Linked DNA regions of Homo sapiens: region 1 is linked to region 2. Evidence: read pairs that join two places in POLR2A ChIA-PET (ENCODE). Cell type or tissue: PC-9. All regions are shown on one strand. Links, peaks and the distances in the headings refer to the core of each region. The heading gives the core; the rest is flanking DNA.

Evidence for each region. Peaks named below come from ENCODE experiments on the same cell type or tissue, not always from the same donor. Only the 100,000 strongest peaks of a DNase experiment are listed, where the experiment ranks them.
Region 1: POLR2A ChIA-PET joins it to region 2 with 5 read pairs; 1 of 35 experiments calls an interaction of 5 or more read pairs at or near these places.

Annotation. Positions count from the first base shown.
Region 1 is chr3:55,590,152-55,595,530 of GRCh38, reverse strand. All of the region lies in intron 17 of ERC2 (ELKS/RAB6-interacting/CAST family member 2), which reads left to right. Among named protein-coding and RNA genes, the nearest start is that of ERC2-AS1, 15 kb to the left of the region's middle. In PC-9, for the core only: no CTCF peak of the experiment used is centred there; a DNase peak (open chromatin) is centred at 2,890; H3K4me3 peaks cover 1,134 bases; H3K27ac peaks cover 3,143 bases.
Region 2 is chr3:54,889,131-54,894,509 of GRCh38, reverse strand. CACNA2D3 (calcium voltage-gated channel auxiliary subunit alpha2delta 3) reads right to left here. Exons shown (of 38, transcript NM_018398.3): 25 at 3,060-3,155. All of the region lies in intron 3 of CACNA2D3-AS1 (CACNA2D3 antisense RNA 1), which reads left to right. Among named protein-coding and RNA genes, the nearest start is that of CACNA2D3-AS1, 9.4 kb to the left of the region's middle. In PC-9, for the core only: a CTCF peak has its summit at 2,738 (motif pointing left); a DNase peak (open chromatin) is centred at 2,739; H3K27ac peaks cover 1,299 bases.

The DNA of each region.
Region 1 (5,379 bases), core at 112-5,111, 700 kb before region 2:
ATGGGAAAGTCTTTGTTCAGCCAAAGATTTTTGGAAAAGGATTTGTAAGAGGGATTTTACACCTCCCTCTCTCTCCCTGACCGTCTCCCAAAAGGGTAAGGGATGGGAATAGAATCTTTGAAGAGCTTTGGTACTGGACAGGAAAAATTTCAACCTAAAATAGTCCTGCAAAGTCCATTAGGAGACAGAATGCTGAGGAGAAGCTATTAAACCACTATTTAGTTTCAGTGTCTCCTGTTAAAGATAAGCAAGTCATATCAATGTCTTTTTTACCTCAATCTTTTGGTTGACATTTAAACAGATATCTTGATTTTGGATTAATAAACTCTCTTGTGTATATTAGTAGGGAACACATTTTAAACTGCTGGGTCCTTCTAAGCAAGTTAATGAACCTTTCTGAGTTTTGGTTTTCTCATCTATAAAACTGAAATTATAAACTGACTTTTCAGAGTTGATATGAACATGAAGAGAGAGAATATATATGAAGGGCTCAGCACAGAACCTGGTTCTTAGTAGGGGACCATTCAATGGCATTTGACAGTGATGATGAAGGTAGTGGTGGGAATTATGGTGGTGAAGATGAGGATGATTATGGTGGGGGGAGGGTAGTGGTAAGAGTGTTGATGGTGATGGTGATGAGGATAATGCTGGTGGTGGTGACAGTTGGGGTTTTGAAAAAGACTGAGAAAGGTTATCATGTAATCAAAGAACTCAAGAAGAAGCAGAGTTATCTGTAACTACCTGACTGGCCAGGCGCAGTGGCTCATGCCTGTAATCCTAGCACTTTAGGAGGCCAAGGTCAGTGGAACGCCTGAGGTAAGGAGTTTGAGACCAGCTCGGCCAAAATGGTAAAACCCCATCTCTACTAAAAATGCAAAAAATTAACCATGTGTGGTGGCACAATGCCTGTAGTCCCAGCTACTTGGGAGGCTGAGACAGGAGAATCACATGAACCCAGGGTGCGGAGGTTGCAGTGAGTCAAAATCGCGCCACTATACTCCATCCTGGGTGACAGATCAAGACTCCATCTCAAATAATAATAATAATAATAACAATAAAACTACCTGCTCTATAATCTCCCAGTTTCTATTTGGGCACTTTCAGCCACTAGGAGATTCTTTCTTAGCAAAATTCTGTTATAGGCAGCAAACCACAAAAGCCCAGTTCATTCAGGCAATTGTGTTTTCAGGCCTAGATTTGTCTTCTAAAAAGTTAAACAGTGTTATTCTGAGTCATGTAATCCTGTTGCCATCTATCTCCATCCTAAAGATACTTTAGGACACCGCACACTTTGATGTTCTTCTGTCTTTCCTTGAACATGTATCTGCCATCTCTTTACCAACTCTTCTTTCTGTAGTCATTTGCATATATAAGTAAGGAACTCAAAGAAGACAATACAGGAGGAAAAAAGGTGCCAACAGCAAGGGTGGGGAAAAATCTGAGTGTTGTGTCACAGAAGTAAAAGAGGGAGACAGTTCCAGGCACAGGAGGAAGGTCACTGCTTTGAGCATGAAAGTGAGGGTGAGGATGAAGAAGGCTGGGCAGGACCGTAACTTCTGGCACTGAAGGGTCAATGCTGGCATCTGACACAGTATCACTGTGATGGTAAAAGATGGAGAGTCGAGGAATACTTGAGAGAAGAAGGGGTGAAGGCCACAGACATGGAGGAATGAGAAAGAGGTGGCTCCAGAGTAGAAAGAGTTTTTAGACAGGGGAGAATGGGGCCTCTTTGTGGACCAAGAGGAGGGAGCCAGAAGAGGTTGAGTCTTCAGATACAAAAGCAAGAGGATTCAGATATTTGGCCCTGGAGGAAATGGGAGAAGTATAAGGAGGAATTCATTGGCCCATAAAAGTACCTGCCCCACCACCAAGTGGAAAAGTGGGGAGACAGGGATATTACTAGGGGAGGAAAGGTGTCATCAGTGAGGCACATGCTAAATGGACTTGACTTTCTCTTAAGGGAAAGTGAGATCTCTAATGAAAGTGAGAGATGTTTTGAAGACATAAGGAGCTTGGGAGAGAGTTTAACAAGAAGTACCATCTGAAATTGGAGAGGAAGTCAGCCAGAGATGATTAAAATACTTGCTAAGGGACACCATGAAGGAAAGAAGGTGTGTGTACATTGTTTCATCCTATTTTCATCCTGGGTCCTCCTCCTAGGATCTCCCTTATGCACCCTGGAATCCCATGGATGACCCTTCAGTGCTCCCACACCCCCATGGGACCTCCCTCTCCATCTCCATGTTCATCCCTGCTCTCAGATGGTTATCACATAGAAATGAACCAGTGGACTGATTTGCACCAAGGCAAGGATGATGCTAAAACACAGTGTCTTCTCCCACCCTAACATTAGTGTGACAGGTAGTTGGATGAAAGCAGCGCTGGATCAGGAGTCAAGGGCCTAGCGTGTAGTCCCAAGTCTAGTTAGTTAACCTATCATTGTGCTCTCACAGCACAACATGGCATATCTTTCTTGCTTGCCATTGTAGCACCAGCATATTGCTCAGTTCTGGCACACAATAGGTGCTCATAGAATTTATTTGAATGAGTGAATAGAAGGACATAGGAAAAAAATTTCAAGCACCCTGTCATCCTATGCAAATGTAAAGCACTGTTATACCTATGTGCATTTTAACGGGTACAGTAGTTAAGCAAATGACTCTCTAAGAATAGAATATCAGCTACCAAAGGTGGGTAGGTGAAGGGAGATACTTTCAGCAGATCTGCGTGGGGGCTTTCTGCTGTTTTAACTACCTAGAGCTGCTGTGATTTAACTACGTAGGTGTCTACACGTATTTGGTTTGGCTTTTAGATAAATGAGCTCCTTTCCCTTCAGTAATCTGATCCAAGGATCCAAGATGATTTAGTCATTTCTCATTCCAGCTGTTGAAAAAAATACACTTCGTCATTGTAGACAAGAAGCTGAGGACCTGGCAAGACAAAGAGAGATGAAAAACAGGTTCCAGATAAAGAAGCAGAGCCTCCTTCTCACCTTTTTCTACCCTCTCCTCCCTTCCATCCCCTCCTGAATGAGGTCTTTGCCTTTCCCCATGACTCTACCAGCATGGAGAAATCGATTGTCAGCCAAATCCCAAAAGAATGAAAGAAAAATACCTTCCCAGAAGGAGAGGGCAGAGGGGAGAGATACAAGCATCAGTAAAGGCTGAAGGGATTGGCCTAGAAAGGGTGGAATCCAAAAGGGTGTTTATTTTCAAAACAGAAGCTTACCGATCAGGTACTTTTCAACAGATGAGAAAAATGGAATGAATGAGCAAAGCTTGTGCCCAGATACGGGGATATGCCCACAGCGGCCCCAGCCACTGAGTTAGCAAGAGCTGCTTTTGTTATTGCTCTGGAGGCAGACTTTGAGGAAGCCGGATTCGTTCATGAGCAACCAGAGGCTCAAGGAAGGCTGAGTCTGGCCCAGTCACCCTTCCTAGTCACGTAGAATCCTAAGTTCCTCCCCTGCCTACACACTGAAACAGCCCCAGAATCCTCACCAGCCATTCCTTGGCATCTTTTCAAGCACTACTCTTTTCTACAAATGCTCTAGAAAAAGGCCTTAGAGACAGGGAAGTAGCTTTTCTTCAGAAGCTATGTGTCAGCATTAAACATACATAACTGGATTCAGAATTGCCTCTGCTATGTATATGCTGTGTGACCTTCCCCAACGGGGTTACCTACTCTGAGCCTCATTTTCCTCATTGGTGAAATGGGAAAAATAGAATGTACCTCACAGGATAGAAGAAGGACAAGAATAATGGGGATGGGGTGCCTGATGGCAAAGAAAAGGAGTTCAGTGATTGGCAGTGAACCTGGCTGGGGAGACCCCCGGGACCCACTCAAGACTTGTGCTTATTTTTCCTCATTGCGGATGTTTGGTTTTGGCCTTGGTCAGCTGCTGCTTTGGTCAAAACCACACGCGCGCGCACACACACACACACACACACACACACGCACACAAACTTCTGAGGGGTCATTCTCCTCGTAAATAGCTCCTGGCCTGCTTGAATAACAACATCTTCCAAGCCCTGCCTTCGCCCTGGGTCTCAGTGTCCGCATGTGGAAAACAAAATGTGTGACTCAGTTTTCATTCATTTAAACTAGTTGAGGGGTTCCATTCCACCCATAATGTCCAAGGATTCTCTATGCTTGCTGTACCCCAGACTTCACTTCCCAGTCACAGTGCTGGGTCCCACAAAGGTGGAGACATGAGGTTTTACGTGACAGAAGGCAATCCTAAGAGAAGAGACAAAAGACAAAAATGAGAAAAACACTTCTCACGATTTCCCAGCTGCTCTACAACAAGCATATGCTTTCAAAATTTGTTTAAAAAAAAAAAAAAAGCTAAAAGACACAAGTGAAAATCAACCATAATTCTACCCCTTAAAGTTATGGAGATATGGCTGGGCACGGTGGCTCACACCTGTAATCCTAGCACTTTGGGAGGCCAAGGTGGGTGGACCACGAGGTCAGGAGTTCGAGACCAGCCTGGCCAACGTGGTGAAACCCCATCTCTACTAAAAATACAAAAATTAGCTGGACGTGGTGGCGGGTGCATATAATCCCAGCTACTCAGGAAGCTGAGGCATGAGAATCGCTTGAACCCGGGAGGCAGAGGCAGCAGTGAGCTGAGATAGCACCATTGCACTCCAGCCTGGGCAAGAGAGCAAGACTCTGTCTCAAAGAAAAAAAAATGTTATAGAGCTATAAAAGAGGACATTAATGTCCTCCACAACCTGTCTTGGCAGTTTGATTACAACACCAGATGCTACCATTGTGGACAATTTGGTATATGTCTTTCCCAATGTTTTCCTGAGTTTAAAACACACATCCACATTTACATGCATAAGTGCATATGCAATTTTTACAGAATTGTGGTGGGCAATTTTCATTGTTGGATCATTGCAGTTGGCTTGATACTGTATCAAGTTCCTCCTTTCAGGTCAGTTCGTGTAGTTTTACCTCTGGTCTCTAATGCAGCATCCATTCTATGGAAAAATCATATTTATTCAGTTATGTCCTTTTGATGGGCATTAGGTTGATTCCAGTATTTTTTAAGAAGGCTGCAGTGAACATCATTTATGTTTCACTGTACATTCTGGTGCTTTTATTTCTGCAGAATCAATTCCCAGAAGGACAACTTCTGAGTCAGAGGATGTGCTCTTTTTAGATGTTAATGAAGACTTCCAAATTTGTTTCTATGATGTTTGAAAGCACCTTATGCACCCACCAACGGGATGAGAGAGCTCCTGTTTCCCTATAACCTCGCCAAATTTGGATATCATCAGTCTTTATGTTTTTCCCAATGTGCCACACAGGGCACGATCTCACGCTTTTTACTTTTTACTTCACTTAGATTTCGCTTATTTTCATTTG
Region 2 (5,379 bases), core at 329-5,328:
TGGCTTGGTTAGAAGGTATGAAGTGGTCCTCACTTAAGGCAGTGACATTCAGGCTTTGGGGGTGGCTGGCAATAGATCTGGAATGCTGCACATCTGGGTGTCCAGTGCCCTGCTGCCCGGGACAGTGCTGGCACCTAGGGCAGCCAGCAGGAGCCTGCAGCACTTGATCCCCATTAGCCCTGGTGTCACTGCGAAAGGACTGAGTTGCCGGGAAACCCTGGAGGCCTCTGCCAACTACTAGGCAGCAATTCTGGAGGAAACAGGAAGGAGCAACCTGATTTTACAGAATCCCAAAAATGTTCTTCAGGAAGAAAGATCCTTCTGGGTAAGGTGAAAGTCTCCTCCTGGATACTAGGAGCTATTGCAGTGGTGTGTCAGGCTGGTCTAGATTCTGGGAAGAACTGGGTGACTCTGAGTGAGTAATTGAGTCTCCGACCCCCATTTACTCATCTACAAAATGGGAACAATAAAAACGCTGCACTTTACCAGGGTTGTATCAGAATTACATAACACCATATGTGAAAGAGTGTTATGGACACTGAAAACAGGCTCTAACAAATATATGGGATTCTTAAAGCCCAAGAGCTCTTTTGTTCTTGGTGGTTGAAAGGGCAGGGGTAAAGTGGTCATCTTCTTAACTTAAGGCTGTACGCTGTGAAGGCTAACATCACTGGATGCTATATGCATGTGATGTGAGAAGTCGTACTGAAGGCACAGAATGTATTATAACTATTGGGGGTGACGGCCAAGTTTCAGTATAATCGACCTACTTCCAAATGCAGGTGGCGGGGGTATGGGATGAAATCTCAGTGTAGGAGACTGATGATAGTATGAGATAATTGCAGGGTAGCAACTTTATATTATCAAGTTCTCTGCCCAATACTTAAAGCTCTGCCTTTCATGCCCTAGTCAAAAGCAAAAACTAAACCAAAAGTCAGAAATGCTAAAAACTTTCTAAGCCTGGCTTAGAGAGTGTATCCAAATAGCTGGATCTTGACAAATACCATTTGATGGGAGGGGATAGGCAGGTAAGACCCTAAGACAATAGATGTCAAGGTGCCTCTATATGAAGCAATGACAGGAGTTTCTTGAAGACAGATTTCATCCATTCAAATTGTCAATGAGTACCCACTCTGTGGGTCACGTAATGCCACAAAGAATAGAACACACAGTTGTAGGAATTTTTAGCTTCCCAAAGAAATTTTCCATCCATAAAAAAAAAAAGAGTTTTTTTGAGACAGAGTCTCACTCTGTTGCCCAGGCTGGAGTGCAGTGACACAATCTCAGCTCACTACAGCCTTCACCTCCCGGGTTCAAGTGATTCTCCTACCTCAGCCTCCTGAGTAGCTGGGATTACAGGTGTGTGCCACCATGCCCGGCTAATTTTTGTATTTTTAGTAAAGACAGGGTTTCACCATGTTGACCAGGCTGGTCTCAAACTCCTGACCTCAAGTGATCTGCCTGCCTTGGCCTCCCAAAGTTCTGGGATTACAGGCATGAGTCACTGTGCCCAGCTCATCCATAATTTTTTTTGATCTTCACAGTAACCAAAAGAGATCATCGCTCTCACTTTTCAGGAGGACAGAATGAAGATACCCAAGTGAGATAAGCCAGGTACACCTCCCAGCATCCTTACTGTGGTCCTTTGTCTTTTAAATCCATCACAATAACACAGTTATCAGACCAGCAAGGTGTCATGTTTTATTGTTACTGTTTTGCAGCTTTGCTTGTTTCAGTCTCAATGCCAGCAGCAGACTTTCTCAATGAGTATTAGAAAATGAATTCCCTTGTCTCCCCTTGCCTATCTGGATCCTAACAGGAGAAGGCAATGTGTATCTCAGCACCTCTAGTCCTTCCCAGGAACTCGCCCTCTGGAAAAACAATTGTCTGGGGGAAAAACGCTTAAAAAAGTCGTTAAAAATCAAGTTGCAACTATAATCAAACTTCATAGATGATAAATGTGAGTATCAAGAAGGTCAAAGTCCTGGAACAGAATTCAAAGCCAATCTCTTAAAATACCTAAACATTGATTGATCTGTCATTTACCAGACTTGGTTTTGTAAGGTTATATGGTGGGTGTCAGGGCCTCACCTAGCAGAGGCAAACAGCACTGTCAAGCTCCAAGGAAGCACCGCCTCCTTGGACCCCTGATGAGCCAATCCCTCTCAAATTGGCAGCTACTCTGTGGCTTGGTTATTCACCTCCAGGTACCCTGAAGGTTGGGGGTATAATGTTCTGTGGTAACCTCTGAACTCACACACACACACTTGCAAACCACTCTCTAACTTTCTGAATCTTGGGACCCATTTGTCCATGTCTTAACAATCGCTCTTGCTTCAGAGAAAAGAAATAGAAAAAACTTATTAACAGACTCAGAAAAGACTTCACAGTCTACCTACTAGCCCTGGTGAAACACCAGTTTGATGAGTTAAGGGCCCGTGGTTCTCTGAAGATGCAGGGGCTTAGCATCTGGGTACTAGACCTGGAAACTCTCTGCCCACCATCTATCCACGTCTCTTTGGAAGTCCAAGGAGACACTGTCAAACCCCAGCATCCCCAGAGGGCCCACTCCTGGGTGTGGAGCTCTGCAGCCCCTCAGGCTAAGCACAGAGGCAGAGGTTTATTAGTAAAATGTAAACAAACAGGACTTGGAACAGTGACTTTTGTACAGGCAGGAATTCCTCAGCATAGCTGCAGAACAGCTGAACACCCTGAAGCCATTTGTTACGAGATGAGTGTTTCCTCCCTCTGGCGGCTCCCCCAGCAGCCGCACCACCTCCCAGAGTTCTGAAATGACTCATCAGGGCGGGAGAGGACTCCAGGACAGTGGACAGAAGCCAACAAGCCTGAGGAACAAAGGGTGGTGGAAGGGCTAACAGGCAGGTGAAAGCACATGCTGGGGCCCGCATGGTAGAACAGAGAGGAAAAATCTCAATAGGCCTGGGGTGGCCTAAATTATGTTTCTACCAGTAGTGGAATCAAGAAATGAAATAAGCTTCCCTTTGAATGTTCCATTTCAGAAGCTCCCTGGGCCCCTGTAGAGGATCCCTCCTACTTACTGATTGGTGAGCTGCTCAGCCCCGACAAACAGGTTGATTCTGGAGAGGCCCGTGCGAGTGCCGAGGAAGGCAACCTCCACGCCCTTGTCAGAATTTCTGAAACAGAACAACAGACGTCAGGGGGAGGCCTCTAGACAGTAAGCAGATAATACATTGCATTTTAAGACTCACAGAATGTTTTTACCAAATAGCAGTTTTGAAACTTAAACTTTAAAAGAAGATACAGAAACACACACACACACACACACACACACACACACACACACACACGAGCACAGATTGCCAACTTGTATCCCTTACAAAAGTTTTCAAAGTAATACTTGCAGGAAAAATGAAGAACTTCCTGCCAACAAAAGCAGCATGTGAAAAAAATCTACTTCCAACCATACACACATCTTTATTTCAAGGTTCTGGGTGCAAGTTCAAAGAGATCAGGCTAAGAATGGGAAGGACTAGCCAGTTAGGGCTTAGGACTCGCTTTTTGCATTAAAGCTACCAAGTTTATTCTTGGTCTTGAGATCATTTGTGGAATCTGCCATTAAAGCAGCTGAGCCATGGAACCAAGTTTGCAGCATCCCACAGCCTGGAATTCCACGTAGTTGGAATTGGTTTTGACATCCACACAGTTGTGGGGGCCCCAGCTTATCACTTCTACCAGACCACAGGCCTTATTCTCACCACCAACCCCAAAGAGATGTGTAAAGAAATGGCTTCTTCCAATAGCTCTGTAGGAGGCTACACATAGGAACTCTAAGAACGGCCTTGGCAAGGAAAACTAATGTAAAAATTCACTAAATATCATTTTGTTTCAACTTCCAAGGCAAATTCTATATGCTTGAGCGTGTTCTTTAGGAGATTTGCAAGGTATATTTCTCCTATGCAAAAAGCAAATGGCCTTTCTTCACAAACACATAATATTTTTTTTCTTTCTTTTTCTTTTTTTTTTTTTTTTTTTGAGACGGAGTCTGGCTCTGTCACCCAGGCTGGAGTGCAATGGCGCTATCTCGGCTCACTGCAAGCTCCGCCTCCCGGGTTCATGCCGTTCTCCTGCCTCAGCCCCCCGAGTAGCTGGGACTACAGGCGCCTACCACCACGCCTGGCTTATTTTTTGTATTTTTAGTAGAGACAGCGTTTCACTGTGTTAGCCAGGATGGTCTCGATCTCCTGCCATTGTGATCTGCCCACCTCGGCCTCCCAAAGTGCTGGGATTACAGGTGTGAGCCACCATGCCTGGTCCACAAACACATAATTTTATCCTACAATAAATGTATGAAGAGAACACCAATTCTTGAGCTTGTTTCTCTGTCCTAAATGCTACTAGTAATTTGATCCAAAGTATTCTCCACGTTATCTTCAAAGTAAGGTCATTTGGTTACTTGATCTTTGATGAAAGTCAAAATGGTGGATGCTACCTTTAAGTATTTAAGGGCTGAATAAAAACCAAAACAATGCATTTCTGCTTGTAGCCTACACCAAATTGGAAAGCCAGGCTGTCCAATCAGTTACAGATGGTGGACTACAAAGCAAGTTACCATTTTGGAAATCTTTAGTATGTGTTAGGAATGAATCAGCAACCTTTGCTCAAGATTTTGAGTTTCATGAGAGCCGAAAAGAAACACTACAAGGTTTACTAGAGAAAGAAACCCCAGGAAAGGCTCAATTCGTTGCCAGCTTCCCAGGAAATAAGATCCATGCCATGAAGGCAAGCAGTTCAAAGACACCCCTAATAATGAAAATGGCAGTCTCTCTGGGGCTCCAGATTTGCATACTAAACAGCCTACCTGACATCTCCATTTGGGAGACTTTCAGTCATTTTCAGCTCACGATGTCTAGAAGAGAGACTGGCCATGCCCAGCCCTAAACCTGATCCTCCCCCAGTGTCTCTCGTGTTAGCAAATAGCACCGTCTGCCCAATAGCTCATGATATAAACCTGGGAATGATCCTTGATGGCTCAACCTCCCTACCCTCCACAACAAACCCATCATCAAGTCCTGGAGACCTTGCCTCTGAAGCAAGCCACAAGTGGACCTCTTCTCTCTGTGCCCACTGCCCGGGTCCAAGTCATGAATCCCTGGGAAAACTGTACGAACCTTTACTATTGTTCTTACCCCATCACCCTCTGTTCTCCACACAGCAATAGAGAGATCTTTTTGTAAAATGAAAATCTGATCATTTTCTTCCCCTTCTTAAAATCCTTCAGTGATCTTCCACTGCTCTGAGTATAAAATCCAAAATCCTTAACCTGACTCCCAAGGTCCTGAGCCATGCGGCCCCTCTGCAGCCTCATCCTCTGACATCTTCCAGGCTATCCTCTATATG